Regions from separate parts of the Homo sapiens genome. Here region 1 is linked to region 2. A link is a loop called in an ENCODE intact Hi-C map of the cell type or tissue named here. Cell type or tissue: Calu3. All regions are shown on one strand. Links, peaks and the distances in the headings refer to the core of each region. The heading gives the core; the rest is flanking DNA. Region 1 overlaps LOC105377567 (a long non-coding RNA gene). Region 2 has its middle 1.1 Mb from the start of LINC00290.

Evidence for each region. Hi-C counts contacts between places; a loop is a spot of excess contacts. Peaks named below come from ENCODE experiments on the same cell type or tissue, not always from the same donor. Only the 100,000 strongest peaks of a DNase experiment are listed, where the experiment ranks them.
Region 1: a loop joins it to region 2, with 2.5 times the contacts of the local background. A loop is called at or near these places in 1 of 110 quality-filtered maps.

What each region holds. Positions count from the first base shown.
Region 1 is chr4:180,430,382-180,438,726 of GRCh38, forward strand. The region is part of intron 2 of LOC105377567 (a long non-coding RNA gene); the gene reads left to right. Among named protein-coding and RNA genes, the nearest start is that of LINC00290, 720 kb to the right of the region's middle. In Calu3, for the core only: no CTCF peak of the experiment used is centred there; no DNase peak of the experiment used is centred there.
Region 2 is chr4:180,054,832-180,063,176 of GRCh38, forward strand. No RefSeq gene overlaps it. Among named protein-coding and RNA genes, the nearest start is that of LINC00290, 1.1 Mb to the right of the region's middle. RefSeq lists a silencer at 3,620-3,749 and an enhancer at 4,210-4,289. In Calu3, for the core only: no CTCF peak of the experiment used is centred there; DNase peaks (open chromatin) are centred at 3,180, 3,360 and 4,280.

The DNA.
Region 1 (8,345 bases), core at 108-8,107, 380 kb after region 2:
CAGAACTCAGAGAAAATTTCTCCAATTTCATTCAGCTGAATGGTCCAGAGAGCTCTTTCCAGCTGTCAGCCTGACCGGCTCTCTTTATGAGGAAATCAGTCATCTTTGGCATCCCCAGGCTCGCCCTGTGTGCTTTATAAACATGTGAAGCATGCGTGAGTGAGGAAGGAAGGATTTTAAACATTTTTTTTTTTGATACAGGGTCTCATTCTGTCGCCTAGGCTGGAGTGCAATGGCAGGATCTCAGCTCACTGCAACCTCCGCCTCTCATGTTCAAGCAATACTCCTGCCTCAGCCTCCGGAGTAGCTGGGACTACAGGTGCATGCCACCATGCCCAGCTAATTTTTGAATTTTTAATATTTTAATTTTTGTATAATTTTTGTGTAATTTTGTATAATTTTAGTATATTAATTTTTGTATTTTATTCCGCCATGTTGGTCAGGCTGGTCTCGAACTCCTGACCTCGTGATCCGCCCGCTTTGACCTCCCAAAGTGCTGGCATTGCAGGCATGAGCCAAGGCGCCCGGCCGGATTTTAAATTTCTTATGAGGTCCTTTATCGTTTTTTGATCTCGCTTTGAATCGGTTCACATCAGTGGCAATCAACTGGTCCTTTTAGGGAGGCCTCGGATACTCCATCAAAGAAGGGCAACCTTGCAGAGCTGCCCCTGGGGCGGGACCAGGTGCCGCCCTTACTCCCTGTGCTCAGGCCTTCAGGCCATGGTGTGGCATTTCTGTTCTTGTCAGTTGTTGTATAGCAAGGCGTTCGAGGGTGCTGCTTTAGAGCAAGGCTTTCTGGATCCAAATGCTTTTACCCTTCTCTGATTGAACTTTGCAAGTCACTCAGCTTCTCTGTGTTTCCGTTTTATCATCTATAAGATAGTTGTTGTGGGAACTTAAGTGGGTCACTACAAATACAGTATTTAAAACCATTCTTTTCAAACAGTAAGCCCGCAATTAATGTTAAATCATTGTTATTACTATGGTAATTCACCGGGTCATGTCTTGACACGTAGCATTAGGACAGTGCCTCTTCTGTCCCTGGAAATACCTTCCGCTATACAGATGTTCTCTTTAGGTAAATTACGATGGCCAGATAGCCACAGACACAGGGCCAGGATCGTTGAGGCCTCTGAAAAGACCCCGTAAGTTGCAACTATCTTCCCCATACAAGCTTCCCAACAATTGAGAAATAAAACCAAATATGGCACATTGTGGCCAAAACGTATTTTTTTATTAATTAGTCAAGAGGAACCTACACCAGTGGAATACTAAATTCTTTCTCCCCGTAGAGGATGGCTCATGAGAAGGATAAATACGGCGCTCAGTGCAGCACAGTTTATTTTTCCCAAGTCCACTGGTCTAACCATTCAACTACCTCCTCTGTGGCGGGGGAACGGGGCAGGGCACAGTCGGGATTGTTCTGTTTATCCATATGCCTGCACCTGGAAGGAATTCCTTCAGGGGTAGGAAGACGTTCTCCACTTTGACCACGATGTGTACGATGTGAGACAGCTCCCTAATCTTCTGCCATAAAATATTTAGCCCAGCTACAATATTCCTGGAGAGGAGATCTATCTTCATTTTAGTGGATACTGACAAAGGCATTATTCACCTTTTACCTATATTGAACATAAAGTATTAAGTACAGCAAAGCGCTAGGTGCCACACAAATCTGCATAGAAATAGGTGCCTCTTTCGACTACTATTCAAGAGGAGTCATTTTAGGGCATTTTGCAAATATGTGTGTGTCCTCTGTTCATTTGAAATGCTCTTTTTGGTTTGAATTCATGTTAATTCATGGTGAGAAAATAATTGACTGTATAATAAGTCTTATTATTCTGCTCTTCCTCTGTCTTCAGGATTTTCAAGTTCTGTCTCTTCACCTTGAGCGTTCTGCAGAATTCCTATGTCTTTTCTCTCTGTGAAGGCGAAATATTGTCTTACCTTCAATATGAAGAAAGTACATATTGGTAGTGAGCTGCAGTTTGAGGCGCTATGTTTCAAGTAAAGAAGAAATTATTTGACTTTCTTTCAGTAATAATCAGTCCCTCCCAAGTCAATAGTAGATTAGTATCCTTGAAAGGTGGGATAGTATTTGTACTATAAATTTGAATACTTTGTTTTTCTTCAAAAATGGAGCAATGTCTGCAAAGACTGTGGATCTATATCTGACCACCAAGCTCCAATTGATAATACGGATATTGATTTTGTGAGGCTTTCCTATTAGTCTAGAAATGAGGAATTGATGCCTTCAGTCATAGTATGATAAGAAAAACATAGGCAACAAGAAATTTCTGTGAACAAAGGAGAAATTCTCTTGGCAACACTTCTGAGTTTTAGTATACTACACATAATCTATAGATGTACTACTACATGAAGGTCCGGTAAAGAAATGTGGGTGAATTTTGTCATCAGTTTCAAACTTCACTGCACCATATAAGACAGTATTTAAAAATTGCAGTTGTTTCAAGCATGGTTAGAAGACTAACTGCAAATATTCATAGTATTATTTCAACCAATTTCTTTTTTTTCTTTCTTTCTTTTTTTTTTTCGAGACGGAATCTTGCTGTGTCGGCCAGGCGGGAGTGCGGTGGCGCAGTTTCCGCAAACCGCAACCTCCGCCCCCGAGTTCAAGCAATTCTCCTGCCTCGGCCTCCCTAGTAGCTGGGATTACAGGCCTACACTACCACGCCTGGCTAATTTTTGTATTTTTAGTAGAGTCGGGGTTTCACCATGTTGGCCAGGCTGATGTTGAAGTCCTGACCTCAGGGGATCCGCCTGCCTCAGCCTCCGAAAGTGCTGGGATTACAGGCGTGAGCCACTGCACCCAGCCCCAATTTCTTTCTTTCTTTCTTTCTTTCTTTTTTTTTTTTTTTTTAAGACAGAGTCTTGCTCTGTCGCCCAGGCTGGTGTGCAGTGGCGTGATCTCGGCTCATTGCAAGCTCCGCCTCCCGGGTTCACGCGATTCTCCTGCCTCAGCCTGGGACTACAGGCGCCCGCCACCACGCCCAGCTAATTTTCTTGTATTTTTAGTAGAGACAGGGTTTCATCACGTTAGCCAGGATGGTCTCGATTTCCTGACCTCGTGATCTGCCTGCCTCGGCCTCCCAAACTGCTGGGATTACAGGTGTGAGCCACCGTACCAGGCCCCCACTTTCTTAATATTCTAACTTTGCCTTTCTGTTATATGTGCATTGGTCATGCATGCATTTGTTGTCGTATTCATCGAGCAGAAATCCTAGAATTCAGGACACATTTGTCATGCTTTGGTTTCCCTAGCACATGTCTCAGTTGCTTGATAAGTGGCTGTGGACATTGATAATGTCTCTGGGGAAGATTGGAAGAATAAGTAATTTTAACGTATCATCAGTTTATGACAATTTCTAAAATGTAATCAGTTACTTTCCAGGTTCTGGGCAAAGTTCTTTACAGGTATTCTTCCTTTAACCACCACAATTACCTCATGCTATACTAGTCCTAAGAACTCTAATGTTCAGTGGATAAATAAGCTATATAGAAAGTAAGTGGGGTGCTATTGTTCGATCTCAAGAATTTCACCCAGTCTCTTCCCTCTTCCTGGAATATTCTTCCCCAGATATCCCTTTGGCTTATTTCTCAGTAAGATCTGTTCTCAAATTCCACCATCTCAGTGAGGCCTGCCCGTTGAAAACACTATTTCAACGCTATTTCACACTATTCAACACGATTTCTCCCACTCTACTTCTCTTTTAAGTTTTACTTATCACCAATTCTATAGGTTTTACTTATTTTATTTTACTACTTCTTTCTGCAAACTAGAATATAAGAGAGTTTTTATTTTTCTGCTCATGAAAACTCATGTTGTTTGAACTTGAGTTATCCAGAAAATAATAGGCACTTAACAAATAATAGTTACCTGAATGAATTAACCTGAGTGGGCTGAGTCACTTCAATGGTGGTGAGGCATTAGAAATGTTTACCACATTATCTGAGTAATGAGTTGAACAATGACATCTTTTATTAGGTTCTGTCCAATAAGATTTTGTGTTCCTTGTTTTATAATATTGAATTGTTACATTTTTTTCTCACTATGAATGTGTCTATCAAATTGTTGAATTGTACAAATATCTGGAGAATGTATTCAGACATAGTAGTGTATTCTTCAGAGAATAAAGCAATCCTCCAAGGCATAGGAAGTTTGTGGATTTTGTACTGACTTCTCAGTAGTTCAAATGAATGGGAACAAGCTTGACTGCATCTAAGTTAACATATTTAAGCTGTTTTGTATTCTGACTTCCCATGTAGACTGGTAACAAGTTAATGATTTGTGTTTCAAACACTGTAGGAAGTTGGTTTCCTCAACATCTGCACAGAGTTATTGCCTTGGGGAAGACATAAACTGAAACCATGTTGGTAAATCTACACTGCGAATGATTTCTGAGGCTCCCCACCCCTTTTTGACAGCGTCTTTCTTGCAGAGGACGAGCTATATATATTATATAAACACACATACACATAGAAAGACAAAGAGTAGTTGATTGTGTCAGGGGAAAGCAAGCTTGCAGTTAGCCCCTGAGCATGCCTTTAAATAGCATTTTTCATGCTTTTCACCTAATGTGTGTTTGACAATACAGAGTCTGAAAGGGTTTTTTTTAACCAGTTAAAATATATTTCCTATACAGTTGTCCATAGCTAGAATAAAAGCTGTATGCTATTAGGAAGTATTTTCAAACATTTATTATGCCAAAATAAAGCTTCCCTGAAGGCAAGAATGCAGAGGAAATGTATACACATTTACATCTGAATGAAACAATGGGATAGATATTGCTATCCTATATCGAGGATAATTCTCCAGTGGATTTTCAGCACAAGAGTGTCTCATTCTGGTAGACATTCAGAAATTTGAAAGTGAGTCAGTACCATAGGGACTTAACAAGTGTTTTCAGAAAATAATGAAAATACTACATATTTTCAATTCTATCGGCTATGACTTTCAAATTGAGAAGTCCATTTTCAGTTGCTTTTAATGATTTACCTTCTTGTAAAAAATAAGCACTTAAAGAAATATTTTTTTTACTAAAGTAGTATTTAATTTGCCTTGCCTTGTGGTTTATAAGGCTACTGGTTAATTAAAAATTCTTTGGAAATAATTATTGGTTACTAACATCAAACATTTATTATAGTAATATATTACTTCTTATTTTAACAGCCCATAATCAGAAACTAATAGGATTAGTGAATAAACTTCACAAATGCAGAGATTTGGGCAATATAGATAATGCTTTCAGAGTATCTCTTAATGCTTGGTCAGTTTTTATACTTGGTTTTCTGTTATAATTTGATGAATTCACTTAGTAGTCTAGGATTAATGATTTCTTTTAATTAGCAAGATAAAGTCTGTGAATTTATAATAGATTCATTAACTTGTGATTTACAATAAAGGGATTGAAGTGGGGTTTTTTTTCCCCTGGTTAGTTGCCTTTTGTTTTTGTGTTAAACTCTCATGATTAAACTCATGATATCCAAGCTAAATATTCAATTTTCAACTTCTTCTTTAACATATACATGCAGGAAGAGTGACAGCTAGCTACATATGGTATAATATTTCTACATAATTAAAAATATATTTATAGATTTTTTAAAAACCTGTGACAATAAACAATATTATTAGAACAACCAAATGCTGGCAGAAAGCATTTACAATGCTGCATGGATTAACACTTTCAGAAACAACCTCTCTATGTGGTCTTTTGTGAAAATCATTTTCAAATTTGATCTGTATTGTGATCCACTAATTCTTGTAAAATCACATTTTAAAAAGTACTCAAATATTCCCTGGAATCCACATGTAGATTTAAGAATATCCTTAGTTGGAAGGAGACTATAGCAATATGAAGGTTGTTGCTGAGTAACACTTGGAATTTATCCTATAAAATAAACAAATCCTGAACAATGTATTCAGTCTGAAGATGAGACAACAATATCCTAATCACAGGAGTGTGTGTAAGGAGAGGAGTCCCTATGGGGAGTTGGATGGTCTTGAGTAAGAAAGCGGCCTTTCAAAGCAAAATACAAATTTCTATAAGAGAAAGAAGAGAACAAACAATTGAGTCAGAATGGCCTCATTGAGATTGGAGGGGCTGCTGAACTAAGCAATGTGCTAGAAAATTATTAAAAACAGGAGCAGATGGGCTAGTTGGATTCCAGACACAAATGGCTGAATATGGTTGATGTACAAAAAAGACAGATGAAAGGCTAGTTAGGGAATTTCTCTGGGAACAATTTCAGGAAGGCTTTTGCACTGAGGTTCACTTAACTTCAGGAATGGCAGTTTTGATTTACAATCTAACCACAGACCAAAGATTATTTTTTTTAATTGTTGTTGTTGTTTGGTCTTAGACCGAAAAAAAAAAAAAAAAAGCAGTTCACATGAAAGAATTGTGGTTGTTGGTAGAGGATAGGGTAAGAGCGTGGTTGCATGGCACGGGTTCATGCCAAACAAGGGGTAGAGAAGTCATCCTCTTAGAAACAGAGAAACACAGGCAGTGGCTACAAAATAAACTGTGCATTCTTCATATGCAGATAAATAAATTTGGAAATCTTAGATTATATGAGCCAAGAGTCCTATTTGTCATTACATCCATGCCATAGGTAAGTTGAGATAAACACTGCGGAAGCGTCTCAGGCTTGGGATGCATTTTCTCAGGAAATATTTTTGCCTGCAGTGGATCCTGGGGCGGGTGGAAGGGTGAGTGAGCCACGTAAGGTGTGAGTGAAGAAAATCTCAGCTTCCCTTTCCCTTTTCCCGTGTCACTACCCTGCCCTAGTAACCGCAGTCATTCCACAATATTCAGTGGTTTCTAAGTTTTTCTGAAAGTCTGTCAATGTACCCTGTTATCATTTCACTTATTCCCAAATGCCGTCATCCCCAACTTCAATACGCACATTTCCACATCTGTTTTATGTACTATGATGTGCACTTTTAAGCTATTTTACTCTCCAAGCTCCTCTCCTCCTGCCAGTTCACATTTTTTTAGGCCTTGCTCAAACTCCACCTCTTCTTGAAGCTTTATCATCTCTAAAGAGCACTCGTCTTCTGTCGGCACTAGCGGATGCATAACAAGCACCGCACTACTTTCAATTTATGCTGACTGGTATCGCTGCGTGGGATTTATGTGTGAATTTCATCTCCCTAACTGGAAGGTACGATTTTGATGGAAGGGACTGTGCTTTACAAATCTCTTACGCTCTCCACTGTGCCTGGTGCATCATAGGCATGAAATCTGTGTTGAGCACACACATTTGAATTCTTATATTTCCCACATCTCAGTTTGAAACAACGGATAAAACACTAAGATAAATGGTTTATTGTCTGAAGTTCCCGTAGTTTCCCTAGACAGCTTAATAAGCTGTATTCTTTTAAAGAAGGAAAATACTAACAGGCAGCTGTTGTGGTCTTGGCTTCCTGATCCTCAGGCAGTTCACTTGTGGTCTCTGGAACTCAGTTCGTCATCTGTAAAATGAGGAAGTTCACCTCACCTTCTGGAATTCTATCACAGCAATTTATGTTCAACTGGATTCAAAGAGGAGCTGAGCCATTCCAAGTATCTTGTAAAGACTTTCTTTAAGGCCGGGCACAGTGGATCATGCCTGTAATCCCAGCACTTTGGGAGGCCGAGGCAGGTGGATCACTTGAGGTCAGGAATTTGAGATCAGCCTGGCCAACATGGCAAAACCCCGTCTCTACTAAAAATACAAAAATTAGCCGCAGGGGGTGGTGCATGCCTGTAATCCCAGCTACTCGGGAGGCTGAGGCAGAGGAATCACTTGAGCCTGGGAGGTGGAGGCTACAGTGAGCTGTGTCATACCACTGTACTCCAGCCTGTATGACAGAGCGACTCTGTCTCAAAAAAAAAAGAAAAAAAAAAAAGAAGACTTTCTTCAATCATCTACTTATTCCTATGTATTTATTGGATGCCTCCTATATCCCAAACACTCTGTTAGGCTCTGGGAATAGAGTGATACCTAATAAAGGGACCAGGCTCTAAACCTCAAGGTGGGCACAGTCAAGTAAGGGAGAGAAACCACAGACAGCCTGGGGTAGCACAGGGGTCCTAAAGTGTCTCCACCAGCCCCAGCAGTGTCACCTGGGAACTTGTTCGAAATGCATGTTCCTGGGCCCCAATCCACACCCACTGAACCAGAAGACCCGAGAGTGGATTGCCGCAGTCTGTGTTGAACGAGCCCTCTGCTGCACAGTGGTCTCATTCTGTTACACCAGATGTTGAGAACGGCTGGTGTCATGAATGAAAATCCAAGATTAATGTTAGAGCTCTTATTCTTACTGGTAATTTGATCCCAGA
Region 2 (8,345 bases), core at 263-8,262:
GTTAGAAAATCTATGTTTTATAAAGTGCAAATATGTATAAAAAATGAGTATATTATGTTAGTGATTTTTTTTTTAGATTCACCATAATGATAAATGCTGAAGAATTTGGAGAAGCAAGAGATGAAACACATTACAGATCAAGAACATCTTTTTTTTGTTTTGTTTTTTGTTTGTTTTTGAGACGGAGTCTCACTCTGTCCCCCAGGCTGGAGTGCAGTGGCGTGATCAGGGTTCACTGCAACCCGAGTAACTGGGACTACAGGCGCCGGCCATCAGGACCAGATAATTTTTTTGTATTTTTAGTAGAGACGGGGTTTCACCCTGTTAGCCAGAATGGTCTCAATCTCCTGATCTTGTGATTTGCCCTCCTCAGCCTCCCAAAGTGCTGGGATTACAGGCTTGAGCCACCATGCCCGGCCAAGAACACCTTTTTAAATGATTTTTTTTTTTTTGGTAGTCATTTTCTAACATGCAAATGGTTTAGTATTAACCCTAGGTATTCAAAATTGCAATGCTTACATATTTTTTACCAGCAGGGACAAATAATACAGATTTTTTATTTTTATTTTTGAGCTTCAGTTTCCATATGTGTAACCTAGATGTACACACTGCAGTGCCTTTGGTTAGATGTTGATAATATGTCTGCATACACATACATATGTACACACAAACACAAATAAATAGATCACTGGTTGCAAATTACAAGTAGGGACTCTGGACAAGATGGAGTTATGTGACTTGCCAACGTGCATTCATAAATTTTAAAACATTGAACTAAAATTATGGTACCATATACATTCATGACTCAGTGTGCCTTTTATGAAAAAGTGGGAAAAGTGAAGTTCTTGACTGTGGAAGTGAGAATTATTGGTTTGGTTTCACTCTCCTGTATGATGTAGCTCTATCAGTGGTAACGCAAGCAACTTAACTGTTTAGGCAAATTTTCACAAATTCAGGATATTAAGCAGGGTTTAAGAGGGATTTTCTGATGACTGCTGATGTTCTCGGCCAGAATCAAGGGATTCTCATACTTTTCTTTCTCTCCATGTTTCTTATATTCTTATTATGCCCCTCCTCTACCACCATTGCAGCTTCCTTCCCTTACGGTCACAACTTCCATCCCTCTGTCCCCTTCAGAACCTTTCTATGTCCTTTTATTTTCCATCCCTTTAGTAAGAAATTAAATAATATTTTTAAATAAATTTATTCAATGCAGTTACACATTTTTATATTCTACATAAAGATAGTATATTTTTGTTATTTCTGACAATAACCTTTGAAAACATTAAGTTATCCCTTACTACCTATGTTTAATCTCATTTTCCTTCTGATTCAGTGACCTTAACAAAGAAATAGGCTATCCACCCTGTTTATGTATTCGTAATTTTAATTCACCCTACACATATTTTTAAATTTCTATGAATCAGGCCTTAGGCTGTGGGTACAAACATAAACACAATCATTGAAACAGATGATGTTTCCAGAAAATAGACATTATACAATATTCAGTTCTTTACTATGATGATGAAATCAATTCCTGGTTTCATCTTTTCTCCATCTAATAACTGTGACAATGATGTTTGCTGCATCTAGAGTCAATATCATTCCCAGCATCAAATGTGTGTTTCTCTAGTAAGTGAATACAGCCATCATAATGTGGATTGCAAAACTCAGTGAACACTGCTACCACTGGACACTGGAGAAGAGAAGCATATTGGGTGCAAGTGTGTGGGGAAATGGGGAGGAGGGACAAGGAGAACAGCTGCATTACCTCAGAGAAAATTAGAAAAAGTATGCTGTTTTAAGAGTTGTTCAAACTATGGTGGTGGGTTGGGGAATACGTGTGTGTATGTGTGTATATATATATATATGTACGTATATATGTGTTAGATACATATGTATATATGTGTGTGTGCGTGCATGTTAGATTCATATATGTGTGTGTGTGCGTGTATATGTGTGTGTGTATACAGAAAACGCTGTATGTAAAACACAGTCGAAGCTATCAATATCAGACAGGTATTTCCCTATATTAGAGGCTGCCTACCTCTGGAGCAGGGGACTATAATTCTGGAGAAATACATGTGTTTCCAAAGCTTTGGCTTTAAAAGTGCACGTGGTTCTTTCAGATTTTGAGTGAAACTCTTACTATCTCACTGGCATAGATGTCATCACAGACGGGCACATCTTCATGTCCGCCACTCAGCTGACCAGTAAGGCACTTTACTGCCTTTTAGGTATTATCTCTAGATTCCTCCATTCAATAAAGGTCTTAAATTGAATTATGGGTGGCCGTTTTTCTCAGTAATAAGCCGGTGTTTCATGAGTACGGGAGTAGTTAAAGGTCCAGAAATGGGCATTTGCTGTTTTCCTTCTTTGAAAATGGCAAGTGCACATTATTATGCTGGGGCAAGAGAACTAGAACATGCTGAAAAGATAAACATTTTTTTTTCCACCTAAAAGATAAACATTTTTTTTCCACCTTCTCCCATTTTCTGACCTCACCTGTTCCCCGTCTGACCTCTGGGGGGCTTACTCGGGATGTCAAGGAAAATGTAAAGTATGTAAAACCGGCTCCTTAAGTAGTATTTGTACCCTTAACGGTGAATTTCTGAGAAAAGATCCAGAAGACTAAGAAATGCATAGCTAATGAATACATTTCAGGGAAATTGGAAGGTTTGGATAGAAAGGAAAGCACAGTTTACATACATATGCATACTGTGACGGATCAGGGCAAGGACTCCAGTGTCACCATCTTCCTGTATCTGTAGACCTTGTACAATGCAGTCCAAGGCTGTGAGGACTTCGGAGGGCAAACGCTGAGGAAACCAACCTGCCTCCAATTCCAAGGCGTGAGATTTACATTGCAGCCTTTGTGATGCTGCTTAGTTAACTGGCTGTATTTATGCAGATCTATTGTAGACTTACTTCCTTTTAATTTTTCCCCCTTTTGTGACTGAAATCATGAATTCCTAAAAATAAATAAATAGCAAATCAAAGGAGAAAAAAAAAAGCCAAAACAGGTTTACCTAACGGGAAGCCTGGAAGGGCTGGCGTTGGAGAAGCCGCTCGGAAGCGGGGCAGGTAGCAGAGAGCCGCCCGCCGGTCTCCGGGTCTACGCCCAGGGCTCTTTCCAGCCCGGCCTTTGGGTAACTGGTGTGGGGGAGGGCGGCCGGCTTTCAGGTCGCCTCTCCCGCAGGTTTGGGAGCCCGGTAGGCCGTGACTGAAAGACCGTAGCAACAGCGGTCAATTGCCGTTTTAGAGCTCATTTTGGGGCGAATGGTAGCAGCAGAGCCACTGCCGCCCTGGCTCTTGTAGGTGGGTCTGGAGTGTCACGTAGGCACCCCAACTCGCGCCGGGGGCCGTGGTCCGCAGACTCCCACTTCATTGCCCCGGAGGCCTGAGCCCGCCCCGCCCGGCTGTGGCTGCACCTTTCCCGAGAGTCGGGGCAGCGGCGGCTCGAAAGTGGAGGCAGCCTAACCGCGTAGCGCTGAAACCACCATTCACAAATGCAAACCCCTGTCTTCTGTGGATAAACGGTGGCGGCGCGCGTCCGAGCGTCCCCGAGGGGCTGTGGGGAGCCCCCGGGGAGAGCAGGAAAGGAAGCGGGGTGGCGGTGGCTAGGAAGCGACTGAGCCTTCTCGCCCGGCCGGCGGAAGAGGGAGCCGGGTCCCGGCGCGCCGAGCCAGCCGCCCCTCGCGCAGTTCCTCGGCCGCGGCGCGGGGTTCGCCCCGCTTCTCCCCGGCAGCAGCCGGCTGGGTGCCCCCGGCACAGCACAGTGCGGCAGGCGGCAGCGTCCTCCCCTCGCCTCCCCCACATTCCCTCACCTCAGCCAAGGCGGCAGCCCCGGCGTCCCCGCCCGCCCGGCCCCGCGCCCCCGCCCGGAGCGCCCCCACCCGTTGCGCCCCCGCCGGGTCCCGCCGCGCAGCCCCGCCACGCTGCAGCTGGAGCGACCGCCGCGGCCGGCCCCGCAGACCGGGGAGGAGGAGGAGGAGGGGAAGCCGGAGAGGGAGGCGCGGGGAGGAGGGATGGAGCCGGGAGGAGGAAATAAATAAATAAAACAATCACCTCCGCGCCAATAAGAGCGAGGGAGAGAGCAAGACGCGACCAGAGAGCCACCGGGGCCCGCTCGCGCGCCTCTGAGAGGCTGTCCGCGCGCGCGCGTGTGTGCGTGAGTGTGGATTTGCCGGGACTGGAGCTGGAAAGTTCAAACTAAACGTGTTGCTCTCGCCGAGTGCCGAGGCCGCGGCGGAGGCTGCCCAACTTCCCCGGGCCAAGTGAGTGGCGTTGCCCAGCGCCTTTGGCGAGGCGGCGGCCGCTCGGCCCTGCGCCCGGCCGCGGCGGCGGCGGCTCCGCTCGCCCCGGGAGGGAGCCCGCGGCCAGGGCTGGACTCTCGCCCCGCCACCTCCACCGACTCTCTCCTCAGCCTCCGCGCCTGGCACCGCAGCAAGGTACGTGGCGCTTCCTGGCGCGGCTTCTTCCCTAGCACACCCCGCGCGGATTTTTGGCTGCCTAGATTCTTCCCCTTCCCGGAGTGGTCATCATTTGTCAAACTTTACCTCCACCTCGCACATGCGGGCGGCCGCTGCAGCCGCCCTCCCTGGCGGCATGGGCTCCGCTCGCTGATGGGAACCGAGAGGAGGGTGGGGGGGAGGATCTGCTGGCAGCGGTGGTTCTCATCTGGATTAAGATCGTATTTCGGAATAACTCGCAGGTCTTACCTTCCGGGGGTGTCCTTCATTATGATGTTCCCTGTGATGCTGGTAATGGTTTTCCTTGCTCCTTCTGCACGGAAGGACGTACAAGTTTGCAGGAGAAGGTACATGAAAAGCAGGTGAAGTTTGCAGCCACTTGACTCCAAGAGAGGAGTAACCCTTTCTTTGCAGTAGCCGCTATGGTTTTGAAGCAGCGGCGGCGGCGGCAGCGGTGACAGCGGTGACAGCAGCCTGGCCGGTGGCGGCAGCTGCACGTTGTCCCGTCTGTGACTGGAAGAAGGAGGAAAAGTGGGGCTGCCTCGTCGGAGAGCGCAACTCTGGAGCTGCCTGCAAAGACGCTGCGGGGGAAAATGCTAAGGGCTCCCTGATCCTTGGTAAATCGTGTTTGGAGAGGCATGATTTCCTTTTGTGGTATTTATGTGCTTAATAACAGACATGCTTAAAAATCTCTTTAAAACTTTTATGCATACGATTTCCATTTCTAGATTAGGTGAAGGACTCTGAAACCTCTCAGATAAATGCCAAAATCAGTAAGATCAGAGCGGTGTGCAAACCTGCAATGAATTGCCCAGTGCCTTCTTGTTTGTAACGTATCACCTACTGGGAAACGTATCTTCCGTGCCATACTATTTTAGTAATAGTTATAGGTTCATTATTATTATTTTTTTCTTACGATGAAATAGGAGGTTTTTAGTGAAACAAAAATTTAGAAGTCATAGTAAGTTTCCAAGCAACGTGCTTGAGCCTTTTGAAGCCACCTGCTGAATTAGTTCATGTTACTTTTCAGAGGTTACCACTTTGGTGCAGGAGATGTAGACATATCCAGCAGATGGAGCAGTGGAAAACTATACTGGAACCTGCATAACACTCATTTATCCCGATGTAATCACAAAGAGGCCAAATAAATGTGTATGGAGCTCACTTTAGGGGAGACACTGGTTTTACTGTCATATTTGGAAAAAATTTTGTGTCTACTGAAATATGATTGGAATATATCTGCAGAAACTTCAATTCTTTAGGCTTCTTTTTCATTCATAAAGCATTTGAAAATAGTTTTTGTGCATATTAGAGTACAGGATGATTCATTCATGTCAGAAATGTCAACTGGTCCTTTGGTTATATATTGCAGTGACTCACAACGACATGAAAAACAATGCATTCTGCCATAATAAAAGTCTAATTATTGTGTTATAGTTTAAAAGAGTATAAAAACTTGCATTTGAACGTAAGCAAACATCATTTTGAATACTTTTTAGTATTCTAAATGCAACTGAATTTGTGTTTTGCAAAGTTAAGATAGCTAAATACACTTATTTCTTCAAATAATTTACTGCAGCTTAAATTGAAGGAAAAAGTTAATAAAACTTTTTAGTCATTCTTGTGAATTGATGTTCCTTTTTCCTCAAAATTTCATGAAATTTAGATCTGGTGTGATCTGGTCACATTCATTTTACCTTCAGAGACAAAGACAAAATTCTTCAAAAGCCACTTTAAAAAATCCTTACATTGATATATTATGGTAACAATAACATGAGGAGAGAATCTGCCTTCCTACAAAAATTTTAAAACTTTGCAATCAGTCATGCATCTGAAAAAATAGCTTTAAAGTGAACAGAGACAAATGGGCTGCCCATTTCACAGGCAGAACGGCAAAGACTTAGGCACCTGCTTTGTTGCACCGTTTCAGGAAAGAACTGGTTCTTCAATCTAGTCTGCTCATCTCCCATCTCTTGCTCCTTTCATTGTGTTTTGTCATAGATTTTACCGTGGCAGAGAACTGAGCTTAACTACTCTGAAAAAAATCCTATTAGGTCTTACTTTAATGTCATCATTTAGCAATTTAAAAGTTACAGCCATACAGCAAACATATTAAGGAATTTAGAGACAGACACGATGCCATTGAAAAATGTAGCACTAGCAATCATTTGAATTAAACATGCTTTACACTGAGGGCACATGTTTATAAAATATATGTGACTGTTTTCTAAATCTTCAGATAACGTCTGTAGCAAAGTACTTACTTTTGCATTCTGAAACTATGTTTCTTTCACATTCGCATAATATCCAAGAAGGCTTAGAACTCCCAGTGTTATAAAATAGTATAACTACCTTTCTGAAGGAACTAATTTTATCCCGCCTGTTGCCACACAGATTAAATGATTATAGATTTTTCTAAATTTATTCCATTCTAAATTTATGCCCCTTTACACAGGCAAGAACAAAAGGGTTTCAGTGTAAGATGCTGAAAGTTTTATGCCATATTTAAATGTTTGAAAATATGAATACCAGACATTTACTAATTTATCATCTCTATTAAATGTGTTAAATTCCTCCAATATAACTCTTATTGATAGTTTAAAAATCAGCTGGTCAAAGCAATGTTAATGTAGTAAAATTAGGTTAAACGTAGGTATATTATGGTCATTGCTCATGTGATATATGTCTTCAGAGAAAACCGGGTGCCTTGTAAGTTTTTCTGTAAACTCAATATAAATGAAATGCTGATAAGATTGACATAATTTTGATATAACTTTGACATATGTATTTCTACATATTTTGAGACTTTAAAAATATAATCACTAAATACTCTTCGTATAGTACTGAGCGTTTTCAGTTAAGTTTATTGGACTGATAGAATCCTGTAATATGCTACTGAAGTTGAGTTCAAGTTTATGGAGGGAAATATTGGATACATACATACATACATACATACATACATACATACATACATATATACATACACACATGGGTCATCAGTTTTCACTGGGAATCTTGGTAATGGGAGTGGCAATGTGCCTATTGAAGAATTTTGGAAAATAGTCTAATCATCAACTTTAAATTCTCATTTTAAAAACTTGATCAAAAATAGATATCTGTTAAGTAGAGGACCTGTGTTTAACCTAAGCCTCGTGGTAATAGTTGAAGCTTGGCATTCACCAAGTGTTTGCACTTGTTATTACAGTAATTTTAATGCACTTTCTGCATTATTTGTATTTTCATTCCATCTCCTTAGGACATTGTTCTAATAGAGCTATAATATAGCTCTATTAGGTAGTTTTCTTCCAGCACCATAAAATGTAGCCACTGGGTTTAGACTTAAATATAAAACCGCAATTACATTTGCACCAACCTAATATTTCAACTGAATTAAGTTTTTGAAACTCATATAGAGGGATTGAGAGATTATGAAGAAGCAGAGATTTTGGTTTTTTCTCCATTAAGTTATCTTCTGGGAGTTAACATGGGTTTATCAGTCAGTGAAGATCAAGCAAAAGATGAAACCTTTTATCCTTTAGTTTCTGTCTTGTCACCTGCCTGTTTGGTTTCTCTTAGTGTCAAGTATGACTGAACATGACTTTCACTTATAATTTATAGAAAAGGCATATATATTTGAAACTTGGGTGTTTTATTGGGAGGCACTATTAGTTTTTAATAAGAAGAAAAAGTTTCTAGCGCTATATATAAGGAAAAAATCATAATATAAAAAATTATTCTAGATGAGTACAGCAGTGAAAAATGTATCTTCCGATATAAATTTTAGCAGAAATGATGAGGATGTAAGATTTATCCCAAATAATATTTCCAACTTTGAGTATTACTGTAATTTAATTTTTATATGTTAATGCCGTA